Linked DNA regions of Homo sapiens: all the other regions are linked to region 2. A link is a contact called in ENCODE Hi-C or POLR2A ChIA-PET data. All regions are on one chromosome and are shown on one strand. The core of a region is the stretch at or near the end of the contact, and the rest is flanking DNA. Distances in the headings are between cores, read along the strand shown. Region 1 overlaps XPO6 (exportin 6). Region 2 has its middle 16 kb from the start of SBK1. Region 3 has its middle 13 kb from the start of NUPR1.

Region 1 (4,522 bases), core at 807-3,306, 140 kb before region 2:
ACAGCGACAAAAAATCAATCAGGGCATGCCGCTTACATCGTCATCCAGAGTCTCATCATCCAACTCCTCCAGCTGGGCTTGGTTGTATCTGAACTGGATTCGATTCAACACCTCTGTGAGCAGGAGCACCAGGGCATCTTCGTACCTATGTGGCAGGGAGAAATTCAACATTGAAAGGAGGCTTTCAGCTTAGAATTTGGAAAATGCCTCCTGCACTATAAAAGAAATGGTGTCTATGTTGATCACCATGGAAAAAGAGCATCGAAATTCCTGAGGCTGAGTTTATGGGTTGGTACGTGTGTGCGCCCATGGAAGAGAAGCAGAGGTATTTATTTAATGACGTACCAGGCACCATGTATCTTCCTGACAGACTGTTTATATAACAGCCTTTTTTGTCTCTGGCAATAATTTCTGTCTTAAAATATATTTTGTCTCCTATTAGTATAGTGACCCGAGCTTTCTTTTGGCTACTTTTTGCACGGAATATCTCTTTCCATCTTTTTACTTGCAATCTATTTGTATCTGAATCCAAAGTGAGTCTCTTGTAGACAACACGTCATTGGGTCGTGGCTTTAAAAAATCTGTTCTCTGCCTTTTTTAACAGGAGAATCTAATCCACTAAATGTAATGTAATTACTGATAAGGAAGGCCTCATTTTTGCCATTTTGCTATTTATTTTCTATGACTTATGTTCCTCAATTCCTCCATTCCTGCCTTCTTTTGTGTCAAACAGGTATTTTCTAGTGCTGCATTTTAAATCCCTTGTCCTTTCTTTTACTAAGTATTTTCAAGTTATGATCTTAGCAGCTGCTCTGGGGATGATAGGCACTGCATATAAATATTACCTAATTCAATGATTTCATGCTTTTAACAGCTGTGAGAAGTAAATGGTATCAATATTTTTCTGATGAGGAAACAACAATTAACAGAAGTTAAATAAACTGCCCAAGGCCACAAAGCTATTTCGAACCTAGGGCCCCCTAATTCAAAATCATGTTCTCGCTACACATAAATCACCAATGAAGTGTTTTGTTTTGTTTTGTTTTGTTTTTGTTTTTGGAGACAGAGTCTCCTCTGTCACCCAGGCTGAAGTGCAACGGCGCAATCTTGGCTCACTCCAACCTCCGCCTCCCCAGGTTCAGTGATTCTCATGCCTCAGCCTCCCGAGTGGCTGGGATTACAGGCATGACCCACTAGGTCTGGCTAATTTTTGTATTTTTAGTAGAGACAGGATTTCGCCATGTTGGCCAGATTGGTCTTGAAATCCCGACCTCAGATGATCCACCTGCCTCGACCTCCCAAAGTGTCAGGATTACAGGCGTGATCCCGCGCCCAGCACCAATGGGTTTTAAGCCTGCTCCACCCAACTCCCAAAACCTAATCTTTAGTCCATTTTAAGAAGACTTAGAAACTAAAAAGAGCCTGGGGAAACCCTGACCCTTTGATTTGTGTCTAAGAATAATTTCTCAAAGAAATACTCAGAGCGGTAGGTTTGGATATTTCCCACATGTAATAAGAACCCAACTCAGAAGATACCAAGTTATAAGCAACAATTGCTACCACAAGGACCAACAAACTGCTCATTTTCAAGAACAAATCATGTTGCCTAAATACTCGCCTATCCTGAAACGCTTCTAAGATAAGTTAAGGGACTGCTCCCATTCACAGAGCAAACCACCAGTGCTGGTTAGTAAGCTCTCCACATCAATCTGCTCTCCAAAGCTATGATGCTGGGGCTGAGACTCAAAGGACACTTTGTTTCGGTCTGTTAGGTTCTGCCAGCAGGGACACTGGAGGGAGACTGGAAGGCAGAAGGGACAAAAGGACTGCATCCTTCCTGTGGGCTTGCTGTCCTGGCAGTGCTGCCCCAGCAACAGACACCTGGCAGAAGCAACTGGTTCCGGTTTCCAGCTTCATTCCACATTCCCAGAACTAGTATCGTGCACCCTCAGAGGTGGAGGCAACACCCTCTCCTCAAAGGAATGGTCCCAGTTCGAAAAGATCCCTCCTCTGAACTCCTGTGGCAGCTAGATGGGGCCCTCTCTTCAGAGATCTGAACCCTAGTTGCTCAGGGACCAAGCAGTGATCTTCCAGATTTTGACAGCCCCAGCTTCTTGCCTTTGTACTTCTAGCCTTAGGGGTGAAGCCACTTCCTGTACTTATCAACTGTGTTATCTCAGTGTTTCCTCTGAAACCTATTTAATCAATTTCCTAAAATGAATTTTCTGTTCAAATAATTAAGTATGGTTTCTGATTTCCTGACAGGACTCTAATACACCACCCAATCTAATACAGTTGAGTACTGGGACAACATGATAACCAAAGTTAAAAGATATCCAATACCAAGACCAAATACAGTCCATTTAGTCCAGGAGGTACAGCCCATGTGATGAGAATCAGTCTACAGACCACTTACAAATCCTCCTGGATTGTCCCATTTCAGATTTTGGTGACCAGAGTATCTTTTTTTTTTTTAACTTAAAAATTTAACCTATGCCAAAATTGACATTTGTATTTATTTACTTATTTTTTAACATAATTTCAACTTTTATGTTAGATTCAGGGGATACATGTACAGACTGGTTACCGGAGTATACTGCGTGATGCTGAGGTTTGAGGTATAACTGATCTCCTCACCCAGGCACTGAGCATAGTACCCAATAGCTTTTCAGCCCCTGCCCTCCTCCCCACTCCCTCTCTATCAGTCTCCAGTGTCTGTTGTTGCCATCCTATGTCCACGAGCACCCACTATTTAGCTCCCGACAGCTCGTTTCTTAACTAGAGACAGAGACACTCCCTACTTGCCCATATCCAGCAATGACTCCCCAACTGTATGCAAACGACTTAACAACCTAACACACGCCAGCCCTAAAGTAGACTAGCAACTGAACAGGGCCCAGGAAAGAATGCCGGCAGGGAAAAAGGCACTAATAAAATCTGCAACGTCTGTGGGAAAATTCACCCAATAAAGTCAAAATCCCACTTAGTAAACTCCATAGAAAGGTAAGATCAAACATTTAGGCCTAGAGTTTATGTTTTTGCCTTTGTTCAAGACATAAATTTCTAAAGTTACAGAAGTTCCACACTATAAATTGCTGTGACAGATCAAAATATTTCCACAATTCTCCTAGGAAAGAAAATCTACTTCAGACCAGAGGACAGATGAATTTTGTCATCTATAAATTGTCTTGCTGTGCTAAAAGGAAATTTAGAGACTTTCTATGCAAATGTAACCCTAAATTAGACCTAAAATCTTAACTGGCAATTGGCAACTCTGGCTGCAAAAAAAACCCGTATCGCTTAGAAAATTAAGTCCAAGTAGGAACCAGGCAAACATGCACATAGATCACTGATCTCCCAAAGTGTCATGTGGGAGGTGGAGAAAGTATATGGCTGTGGCAGACACTCTGGTTGCCTGCCCAATACCCATTCTCCTTCCTCAGCAAGAGAGCACTGGGTATTGAGGCCAACTCAAGGACAACATCTCCCCTGAAGATGGGGGCGGTCAACGAGAGCCTAAAAGCAGCTACTGGGTGGGACTTCTAAGAAAGCTTCTTTTGCCCAACCTATCCCACTTCTCGTTCCTACTGCCTGAATCATGGGTATGATGTCTGTAGCATCATCCAGCATCCATCTCTGACCATAAGATGATGATGGAGAGGGAAGCCACGCCTAATGGTAGAACAAATAAGTAAGAGGATTCAAAAAATTACTTGCTACTCAAAGAGACACAACTTCTCAAGGAGAAGACAATCGACAGATGCCAACCTCAAGATGACAAAGGTGTTGGAATTATCGATGACTCTAAAACAGCTATAATAACAATGCTCCATGAGGTTCCTCTATGGTCTGAATTGTGCGACTCTTCCCCCAAAAAGTACTCATTCATATATTGAAGCCTAACCCTCAATGTGTCTGTATTTGAAGACAGGGCCTATAAAAAGGTAATAAAGTTATGTGAGGTCAAAGAGTAGGGCCTTAATCCAATAGGACTGTTGCCCTTATGAGAAGATGAAGAGACACAAGGGTTCTCTCCCTCCCTTTCCTCACATGCACACAAGAAAGGCCACGTGAGCATTCAGAGAGAAGGCGCCATCTGCAAGCTACCAAGAGAGCTCACAGAAACAGAATCTGCCAGCATCTTGAAGTGGAACTTCTAGACTCCAAAACTAAGAGAAAATAAATTTCTGTTGTTTAAGGCCAGCCTGTGGTATTTTGTTATGGTAGCCCAATCTAACTAATAGAGAAGGTAAACAATATGAGAAAGAAACCTGGAACTTCAAGAAGGAAGGAAAAGCAAGAGAAATGGCAATGTCTGGGTAAATCTAATAGACTACTTCTTTCTTCTTAAGAGCTATAAAATATGAATGATGGGTACGTGTATAAATTAGAACACTGTCTGGTGGGGTTTTCCAAGTATGTATATGTAAAACCTCAATATAAAGAAGAGAGGCTAAAGGACTCTAATCTATATGGTGGTAAGGTTTCCATACCACCCTTGTGGTAAAATGTGACTCTGAAA
Region 2 (5,078 bases), core at 2,518-5,017:
GCTGGGATTACAGGCATGAGCCACCATGCCCGGCCATAGGTTGTCTTTTCACTGTGTAGATTGTTTCTTTTGCTAAGCAGAAGCTTTTTAGTTTGATGTAGTCCCACTTGTCCATTTCATTTTTTTGTAGAGATGGGGTTATGCCGTGTTACCCAGGCTGGTCTTAAACTCCTGAGCTCAAGCAGTCCACCCACCTTGGCCTCCCACAGTGCTGGGATTCCAGGCGAGAGTCCCTGCGCCCAGCCCCACTTGTCTATTCTTGTTTTTGCTGCCTGTTTTTGGTGTCTTATCTGCACATGAATATTTATAGCAGCTTTATTCATAATTGCCAAAACTTGGAAGAAACCACAATGACAATGTCCTTCTATAGGTACACCCATACAATGGAACATTCAGTGATAAAATGAGCCATCAAGCCACCCAAAAGACACAGAGGAACCTTAAATGTGTATTGCTACGTGAAAGAAGCCAGTCTGAAAAGTACTATCTGACTCCAGTGATATGACATTCTGGAAAAACCAAAACTAAAGAGAATAAAAAGATCAGTGGTTGCCAGGGGGCTGGCGGGAGAGAGGGAGGGATGAAGAGGTACAGCATGGTGGATTTTTAGGGCAGTGAAACTATTCTGTATGATACTGGGAGGGTGGACCTGTAACATACATTTGTCAAAACCCATGGAACTCTACAAAACAAAGAATGAGCCCCGATGATGTAACATATGAACTTTAGTTAGCAACTATGTATCAATCTTGGTTCATCAGTTTTAACAAGTGCACCACGCTGATACAAGATGTTAATGGTAGGAGAAATTTGTTGGGAGGAGAGGAAGTATACTACAAAACTGAAAGTCTCTTGGTCAATTCAAACGCGTTCTGCTCAGGCCAGGTGCGATGGCTCACACATGTAATCCCAGCACTTTGGGATGCCGAGGAAGGCAGAGCACCCGAGGTCTGGAGTCCAAGACCAGCCTGGCCAACATGGTGAAACCCCGTCTCTACTAAAAATACAAAAAAATTAGCCAGGCATGGTGGTGGGTGCCTGTAATCCCAGCTATTCGGGAGGCTGAGGCAGGAGAATCGCTTGAACCCAGGAGGCGGAGGTTGCAGTGAGCCGAGATCGAGCCACTGCACTCCAGCCTGGGTGAGAGAGTGAGACTCTGTCTCAAAAAATAAAAAGAAACACGTTCTGCTCAATTGTTCTGTAAGCCTAAAACTACTCTAAAATATAAAGCCTATTATTGAAAAAAAAAGAAAGGAATCATAGTGTTCCACACAGAGCTGTAAATAACGTTTCCACAATATGTAAACATTTCCAGTCTTACCAATGTTATAATGCAACTGTAATGTGAGGGGGGATAGGATGTGGGAGTGGGTGGGAGAGGGAGTGGTTGGACATAAGGAGCTAAATCCTCTTCTCCCAAAGTGGGAGGTTGGTAAGGAATGCCTAAAACTGGAAAAGAAGCAATGTAAACATGGTATGTAGGAAATGTGGAGGTAAAAATGACTAATCACGAGCTAAAAGAGTTGAGATGGTTGTCCTTATGAAGTGGGAAAAGGGGCCGGGCGTGGTGGCTCACGCTGTAACCCCAGCACTTTGGGAGGCCGAGGCAGGAGGATCTCTAGAGGGCTGAAGTTCGAAACCAGCCTGGGCAATATAGTGAGACCCTCCCCCATCTCTACAAAAAATTACAAATTAGCCAGTCACTGGGGCTTGTGCCTGTGGTCCCAGCTACACAGGAGGCTGAGGCGGGAGGATTGCTACAGTGAGCCGTGATCACACCAATGCACACCAGCCTGGGTGACAGAGCGAGACTCCATCTCTTAAAAAATAAGTGAGAAATGGGGGTGAGGCTGCCCCTGTGCGTTGATTCTAAACAATGGGCATATCTAACTTGAATACAAATTAAAAGTATATTTTCTATATGTATATAAGAAGAGAAGAAATAATAAGAACAAACAAAAGAGACTGGGAAGTTGCAGAGCAGAGAGAAGGAAGCCAGTTCCATCAAGAAGCTTTGTTCGGGGGCCCAGAAATGGCTCAAGACGTGGGTCAGGAGGAGACGCCAGAGCCTTGGTGCCCACAAGAAAGTCCTGGAAAAAGAATGAGGGGGTCCCGGTGCAGTGGCTCATGTCTGTAATTCCAGCACTTTGAGAGGCCAAGGCAGGTGGATCGTTTGAGCCCAGGAGTTCAAGACCAGCCTTGGCAACATGACGAAACCCTGAGTCTACAAAAAATAAGAAAATTAGCCAACCATGGTGCATACCTGTAGTAACAGCTACTCAGGAGGCTGAGGTGGGAGGATCGCTTAAGTCCAGGAGTTAGAGGCTGCAGTGAGCTATCACTGCACCACTGCACTCCAGCACTCTGGCCTGGGTGACAGAGGAAGACCCTGTCTCAAAAAAAAGGAAGGAAGGAAGGAAGGAACGAAGGAAGGAAGGAAAGGGTAAAGAAAAAGAAAAAGAAAGAATGAGGAGGACGGAGTGGGGAAGAAGGGAACCTCTGAAGAAACTGGGTCCCTGTAGCCCCTCAGGGGAAGGGCCCTTCTGCCACTGAAGCGGATGGAAGAAGTGGAGGAGGAGGGAGGCTGGAGGAGGGGTTGTGGTTTGATGGCGGAGGCAGTGGAAATGTATCTCATCCATCTGTTTTCTCAGCAAAGTGGGAGCCACGGTTTGTTTGAGGAGAGAGGAGGAGGTGGGAAGTCATCCCAGACCTTGCTACAGAGTGGGCTCCACGGACAGCAACGTCAGCACCCCTGGGGGCTGGCGGGATGGAATGCGGAATCTCGGGCCTCACCAAGACCCCTAGGAGACTCACAGGCGAATTACAGTTTCAGAAGCTGCTCAGAAAGGGCAGGAAAAAGCAACTGGGAGGCATAGTGAGGGCGGAGGTTGGGGGCACTCTGCTGAGTGCCTCTCCAAGACCCGCGCCCCTGAATGAGACGGGGCACTGGCAGCTGCGGGGTGACCCTCCCAGGCAGTGTTGGCTTGCTTGGTGCAGGCAGAGAGCGGATGCCTGGCTAGCGCTGTGCCAGGTTGGTCCTATAGCAGGACAGGTGGGCATGGGAGTGGGCGTGTTTTCCAGGAGGCCATCGTGGTGGTGGCAGAAGGGGGTTGCTGGGTAGTGAGAAAGTGCTGCAGGTGGTGGATTGAAGTTTTTATTTTATTTATTTATTTATGTATTTATTTATTTATTTAGGGGCGGAGTCTCACTCTGTTGCTCAGGCTGGAGTGCAGTGGTGCGATCTTGGCTCACTGCAACCTCCGCCTCCCGGGTTCAAGTGATTTTCCTGCCTCAGCCTCCCAAGTAGCTGGGACTACAGGCGCCCGCCACCACGCCCGGCTAATTTTTTGTATTTTTAGTAGAGACAAGGTTTCACCGTGTTAGCCAGGATGGTCTTGATCTCCTGACCTCATGATCTGCCTGCCTCGGCCTCCCAAAGTGCTGGGATTACAGGCGTGAGCCACAGCTCCCGGGCGGTGGATTGAAGCTGATGCCTGCAGGTACCAGGGCAAGCGATGAAGAGGATAGAAGGGCAGAGCAGAGGGGGGAGTGCCTGAAATAGAGAACTCAGAGCAGGTGAGGTGTGGGGTCGTTACGCAGGCTGGGGTGTGGGCCTGGGAGCGGTGGCCAAGGGGCTTGCAGAGGAGAGGGTCGAAGGGGACGGGAGGAGGTCAGGGAGCTGAGAGGCTGCTGGAGGCTGCTGAGAACTCCTCTGTTCTCTGAGGTTTGTACCCCACAAACTTAAAGATGGTGAGAGAGGAAACGGATTCATTTGCTCTGGGGTGTGGCTGCGTGGGGACTTTTGAAAGCTCCCCGGAGTTTGAGAACCACGGTGTAAACATAGAGACAGAGAGAGAGAGAGAGAAAAAAAAAAGACAACAGGGGAGTAACAAGAAGGCACTCTAAGGTGGGGAATGGTGGCTCACGCCTGTAATCCCAGTGCTTTGGGAGGCCCAGGCAGGAAGATCACTTGAGACCAGGAGTTTGAGACCAGCCTGAGCAATACAGTGAGACCCCCGTCTCCACAAAAAATTAAATTAGCCGAGCATGGTAGTGCTCGTCTGTAGTCCTGAGGCAAGAGGATCGCATGAGCCCAGGAGGTGGAAGCTGCAGTGAGCCATGATCACACCTCTGCACTCCAGCCTGGGCGACAGTGAGACCCTTTCTCCAAAATACAAATTTTAAAAGGTACTCTGGGGCTGGCACAGACCGGGGACCTCGAGTGGACCAGCTGGGGAGGGGATTCATGTCCTGGGTTGTGGGCGATCAGAAGATGGAAATGTCGTGGTCTTGCCCTCGAGAACCAGATAGAACAGAGACAGAGACAGAGCGCGCGCCGCGGTCCCTCAGATCGTCCTGCACTACGGCGAAACGGCCACTAGAGGGCGTGTTGTGCTCACATATGCGGACCGGCCGGCAAGCGGCGGATTCCGCGGACAAAGTCTCTTGTTTAGCCACAGAACCCTGGGCTTGGCCCCAGGCCCGCTACGTCCGGGCCGTGTGGCCTCAGCCAGGTTACACAAAAGCTCTGTGACCCTGTTTGGTCAGCCATAAAATGGGCACAGCTATAAGTCCGACCTTCTAAGGTGGTGTGAGGATGCCCGAGGCCACGCAGGCAGAGCAGCGTCCAGTGGGGAACGAATGGCCCCGCGAGAAGGGGAGGCTTCGCCATGGCCTCCGTCTCTCTCCGCTTCTCCTGCAGCTCCTCCGCCCAGCCCTCCCCAGGCCACATCCGGTCCCGGGAGAGAGACTGAGATCGACTTTGGGGCAGGGGAGAGCAGGGGGAGGTAGGCAGTGTCTAGGACAGGGAAAGAGAGGAGGCAGCCACCTCCCTCACCCCACCCCACCTCACCCACCCCGCCTTTGTTTTAGAGGCAGGATCCTGCTCTGTCACCCAGGCTGGAGTGCAGTGTCCTGATCCTGGCTCACTGCATCCTCAGCCTCCCAGGCTCAAGCGATCCTCCTGCCTCAGTCTTCTGAGTAGCTGGGACTACAGGCAGGTGTCACCACGCCTGAGAAATTTTTAATTATTATTTTATTTTATTCTATTCTATTTTATTTATTTATTTATCTTATTT
Region 3 (5,046 bases), core at 466-2,965, 250 kb after region 2:
GGCTGCACCCTTCCCCCCACCTTCCTGCTCTGGGGGTTTTCCAGACCCTCGGTGGCTGAAACCTAAATGCTCCGAATTCGTTGGCATCTCTGTATGCTCTGTTAGCGTCTTTTTTGGTCATCTTTGTCATCCTTCTTTTGCCCAACACCATAACGCTGTCTTTGCTTTTCGTGGAACTCAGACTATAAGTCCTGTCCCCTATTTTCACCTCTCCTTCCTATTTTCACTGCTCCATCTGTACTTTGCTTATGAAAACATCTCTTTGATTGCATTCCGTTTGCTGGTCATGTCTCATAAGTCACTTTGGTTGCACCTTGCTGGCTATACTCACTCCCTCTTTGCAAGAATTGGTGGCGATTGCCCTGCTGAGCTTTCTTAAGGAAAAAGAAAGGTGGCAATTTGAATGGGAAAATAACTGTGCTCTAGCTAGACTTAGAAAACCCTCTGTGTCTAGTAGAGATCCTTGGTGTTTTTTTCTATTTTTATTAGATAAGGTCTCGTTATGTTGCCCAGGCAGGTCTCGAACTCCTGGCCTCAAGTGATCCTCCCACCTCGGCCTCCCAAAGTGCTACGATTACAGGCATGAGCCACTGCGCCCAGCCTAGTAGTAGAGTAGAGAACCTTGTTAGACAGGGGAACAAGAATGAAGGACCTGCCACCCAAGTGCCTTTTAGGCAATTGGAGCAGATTCCTTCATGACCCCTTCCTAGCTGCTTCCCCTAGGACACCCATGCCTGCCTCCCACCCCGACTCCCTGCCTCCTCAGTTCCCTGATTCTCAAGAGGGTTCCTCCAGTCCTCTAGTGCAGGATTCTACACCAGGTCATCAGACACCCCTCCTTATCCAACGAGCCCCAGCCTATAACCCCTGCTTCTGGAGGAAGTAAATTTAACCAGTACCACCAGGAGTGGGACCCCATATCAGCCCCTGAGGTTGAACCTATGTCCATTGAGGGAGGTAGCTAACAGAACTGGGAGGACACTCAGAGTACATGTGCCTTTTTTAAAATGTCTGATTTGGCTTTCTGCCAGGAGAAATTTGGCCAGGTTTTGGAGGATCCAGGGAAGTTTATAGAGGCGTTTGCTAAGCCGACCATGTCCTTTGACTTAACTTGGCATGACTTGCAAATATTGTTTGCAAGTAGGTCACTCCTGACCTCAAGTGATCTGCCAGGCTCGGTCTCCCAAAGTGCTGGGATTACAGGCATGACCCACCATGCCTGACCTGGGACTTGTTTAATAGAAGGTATGAGGCTGGGCACAGTGGCTCATGCCTGTAATCCCAGCACTTTGGGAGGCTGAGGCAGGAGGATCGCTTGAGGCCAGGAGTGTGAGACCGGCCTGGGTAATATAGGGAGAACTTATCTCTGCAAAATAAAAAATAAGAAATCCAGCTGGGCATGGTGGCTCACGCCTGTAATCCCAGCACTTTGGAAGGCTGAGGCAGGTGGATCACCTGAGGTCAGGAGTTCGAGACCAGCCTGGCCAACATAGTGAAACCCCATCTCTACTAAAAATACAAAAATTAGCTGGGTGTGGTAGTGCACGCCTGTAATCCCAGCTACTTGGGAAGCTGAGGCAGGAGACTCCCTTGAACCCAGGAAGCAGAGGTTGCAGTGAGCCAAGATCGTGCCACTGCAGTCCAGCCTGAGTAACAGAGTAAGACTCCGTCTCAAAAAAAAAAAAAAACAGGATGTTGCAAAGAAGCCAGCTCAAACCAGCTAGGACTAGGAATCATAATACATTTGCATAAGACACTTCCACCAGCACCATGACAATTTACAAGTCCCATGGCAATAAACCCAAAAGGTACCTTATATGGTTCCAGGAAAACCCTGCCCCCTTTCCAGAAAGTTTGTGAATAGCCCGCCTCTTAATTAGCATGTGATTAGAAGGACGTATCAGTAGAGCCTCAGTAGAGCCAGCAAGCGATCAGGGAGTGCCCTCTGCCTGTGGGACAGCCCTGCTCTGTCTGTGGAACAGCCATCTTGTTGTACACTGTTGCACAAATAAACCTGCTTGCTTTCACTGTCCGCTCACTCTTGAATTCTTTCCTCCGTGAAGCCCAGAACCCTCCTGAGCTGAGCCCTGATTTTGGGGTTCTCTTGCATCCTCACTGATGGCTGATCCTCCAGGAGGCCTTTCCTGGTCATCTGACAAAGATTCCCTCCTTGGCCAAGCTAGCCAGACACCAACATAGTTTTTTTTGTATTTTTATTTTGGGGCCAGGTTATGATGTAGCAGGACAAGCCACAGACAAAACTCATCAGACACCGGATTAAAGAAGGAAGAGGTTTATTCGGCTGGGAGCGTCAGCAGACTTGCGTCTTAAGAGCCGAGCTCCCTGAAAAAGAAATTCTTGGCCTTTTTAAAGGCTTACAACTCTAAGGGGTCCACGTGAAAAGGTCGTGATAAATCGAGTAAGCGGGGAACGTGACTGGGGGCTACATGTATCAGCTAACAGAACAGAAAGCTTTGCAATGCTTTTTCATACAATGTCTGGAATTTACAGATAGCACAAGTAGTTTAGGTCAGGGGTTGATGTTATTGTTATTACTTTTTTAACTCCTAGGGCCGGGTGGTGGTGCCAAGTTTGTCTGGCTATTTATCTTACTTTTGTTTCTTTTTAACTTTTTGCTTTTTTTCTTTCCTCCTGTCTTGTAAACTAGGCAAGGTGGGGGGAGAAGGACAGCAGGAGTAGTAGTGGTCTCCTTCCTTATTCCCCCTTATTAAAAAAGTAATAATAATAACATCAACCCCTGACCTAAACTACTTGTGCTATCCGTAAATTCCAGACATTGTATGAAAAAGCATTGCAAAGCTTTCTGTTCTGTTAGCTGATACATGTAGCCCCCAGTCACGTTCCCCGCTTGCTCGATTTATCACGACCTTTTCACGTGGACCCCTTAGAGTTGTAAGCCTTTAAAAAGGCCAAGAATTTCTTTTTCAGGGAGCTCGGCTCTTAAGACGCAAGTCTGCCGACACTCCTGGCTGAATAAACCTCTTCCTTCTTTAATCCAGTGTCTGAGGAGTTTTGTCTGTGGCTCGTCCTGCTACAATGAGACTGGCTAATTTTTGCATTTTTTGTAGAGACGGGGTTTCACCATGTTGCCAGCCTGGTCTCGAACTCCTGGGCTCAAGCAATCTGCCCATCTTGGCCTCCCTAAGTTCTGGGATTACAGGCATGAGCCACTGTGCCCTGCCAAACACCGACATAGTTTCTAATAGCTCAAGGTCTCATCCCTGGAATGACCCTCTAAAAGTGCCTGCCTGAGAAAACTCAAGCCTGCCAAAAGAACTTACTGTTTGTTCCAGCCAACACCTGAGGATAGGGCCCCATCTCCCAGCTCCTGTGGGAGAGTAAGAGCTCAACATCGCTGTTGATAAGCACCAGTTAGCAAGCCCAGATGGGTTTCACCTGGGCCAACCCCTCCCCTCTTCATGTGTTTTGTAATTTTTCACTGCCTTGACTTTACTGAACCCCTGCTCCTCACCCCCACTCCCATTCCCTCATTCTCTGTACAAATAGGAGTTCAGTTCACACTGGACTCTGTTCCCTATTGCAACAGTATATTACAGATTAAGATCTGTCCTTGTGACTTTAACTGCTGTCTGGCTTTGTTTCCCTCTTTCGCCCTCTTTTTTGGTTTTTGGTGTTTTTCTTTTAGAGATAGGGTCTCGCTTCTATCTCTAAATCTCTGGGTCCAGTCGCCCAGGCTGGAGTGCAGTGGTGCAGTCATAGCTCACTTCAGCCTCAATCTCCTGGGCTCAAGCGATCCTCCCACCTTAGCCTCCCGAGTAGCTGAGACTACAGGTGCGTGACACCATACGTGGATAATTTTCTTTTTTTTTTTTTTTTTTGTAGAGGCGGAGTTTCACCATATTATCCAGGCTGGTCTCAAACTCCTGGCCTCAAGCAATCCTCCCACCACAGGCTCCCAAAGTGCTGGGACTACAAGTGTGAGCCACCACGCCTGGCTCTGCTTATTTTCTTCAAAGTGTTATTAGTCCATAAATATTTATTAAGCACCTACTATGTTCAGGCACTGAGGAGACAATGGTGAAAAAATCAGCCAATAAATAAATAAGTAAAATACATAGCATGCCAGATGGTAATAACCTGCTCTTAAGGAAACAAACAGGAATTTCAGCATGACTGAAACTTCCTTCTGGCCTTTGCTTAAATGCCTCCTCAGTGAAGCATTGCTGAAATTCTTATTTGTTTGTTCACTTATAATTGTTTTTCTGCCCCCACTGGAAGGTAAATTCCATGAGGAAAGGACAGTATGTCTAGTTACCATGGTGTCTGCAGTTTTAGACTATTCCCTGGCATATGGTAGGTACTCAGAAAGTATTTGTCGAGGGAATAAATGATATTTCCCCAAACAGTTAAAGAAATGAACCTTTCTGGCCAGGCGCGGTGGCTCATGCCTGTAATCCCACTTTGGGAGGCTGAGGCAGGCAGATCACCTGAGGTCAGGGGTTCGAGACCAGCCTGGCCAACATGGTAAAACCCCGTCTCTACTAAAAATACAAAATTTAGCTGGGTATGGTGGCACACACCTGTAATCCCAGATACTCAGGAGGCTGAGGCAGGAGAATTGCTTGAACCTGGGAGACAGGGGTTGCAGTGAGCTGAGATCACGCCACTGCACTCCATCCTGGGCAACAGAGCAAGACTCCATCTAAAAAAAAAAAAGAAATGAAACTTTCCGAACTAGTTTCCAGAAAAGAGAACAGGATACAAAGCTGATATGAGAATTCCATGAAGTACTGATTCCATGAAGTGCTGACAAAGAAACATTAATTTTATAATTTAAATGTTTTTGCAGGGCAGTCATGGTGGCTCACACCTGTAATCCCAGCACTTTGGAAGGCCAGGGCAGGAGGATCACTTGAGCCCAGGAGTTCAAGACCAGCCTTGGCAACATAGTGAGACCCACCCCCTACCCATCTCTACACACACACACACACACACACACACACACACTATATATATATATACACACACACACATATACGCACACATATATATACGTATATATGT

The links. A loop is a pair of places that touch in the nucleus more often than their neighbours do. ChIA-PET counts read pairs that join two places held with the same protein, here RNA polymerase II (POLR2A). Pooled maps may share reads with other maps.
Region 1: a map of CD8-positive, alpha-beta T cell shows a loop between it and region 2 (10-fold over the local background). The contact joins two enhancer-like sites. A Hi-C loop is called at or near these places in 6 of 168 maps with a recorded cell type or tissue (CD4-positive, alpha-beta T cell, CD4-positive, alpha-beta memory T cell, CD8-positive, alpha-beta T cell and 2 more) and 10 of 50 pooled maps. POLR2A ChIA-PET finds 5 or more read pairs at or near these places in 8 of 52 experiments (CD4-positive, alpha-beta T cell, CD4-positive, alpha-beta memory T cell, CD8-positive, alpha-beta T cell and 5 more).
Region 3: a loop to region 2 is called in a map of K562, with 4 times the contacts of the local background. The contact joins two enhancer-like sites. A Hi-C loop is called at or near these places in 1 of 168 maps with a recorded cell type or tissue (K562) and 2 of 50 pooled maps. POLR2A ChIA-PET finds 5 or more read pairs at or near these places in 2 of 52 experiments (CD4-positive, alpha-beta T cell and OCI-LY7).

What each region holds. Positions count from the first base shown.
Region 1 is chr16:28,135,180-28,139,701 of GRCh38, forward strand. XPO6 (exportin 6) reads right to left here. Exons shown (of 24, transcript NM_015171.4): 10 at 37-145. Among named protein-coding and RNA genes, the nearest start is that of GSG1L, 74 kb to the left of the region's middle. Within about 2 kb of position 2,057, at least 5 of the 41 ENCODE cell types and tissues checked have a DNase peak (open chromatin) inside an H3K27ac peak, as active enhancers do; they include CD4-positive, alpha-beta T cell and CD8-positive, alpha-beta T cell, where a contact is called at or near this core.
Region 2 is chr16:28,273,489-28,278,566 of GRCh38, forward strand. It overlaps a transcript of SBK1 not described here. Among named protein-coding and RNA genes, the nearest start is that of SBK1, 16 kb to the right of the region's middle. RefSeq lists a silencer at 4,200-4,494. Within about 2 kb of position 3,768, at least 5 of the 41 ENCODE cell types and tissues checked have a DNase peak (open chromatin) inside an H3K27ac peak, as active enhancers do; they include CD4-positive, alpha-beta T cell and CD8-positive, alpha-beta T cell, where a contact is called at or near this core.
Region 3 is chr16:28,523,021-28,528,066 of GRCh38, forward strand. No RefSeq gene overlaps it. Among named protein-coding and RNA genes, the nearest start is that of NUPR1, 13 kb to the right of the region's middle. Within about 2 kb of position 1,716, at least 3 of the 41 ENCODE cell types and tissues checked have a DNase peak (open chromatin) inside an H3K27ac peak, as active enhancers do.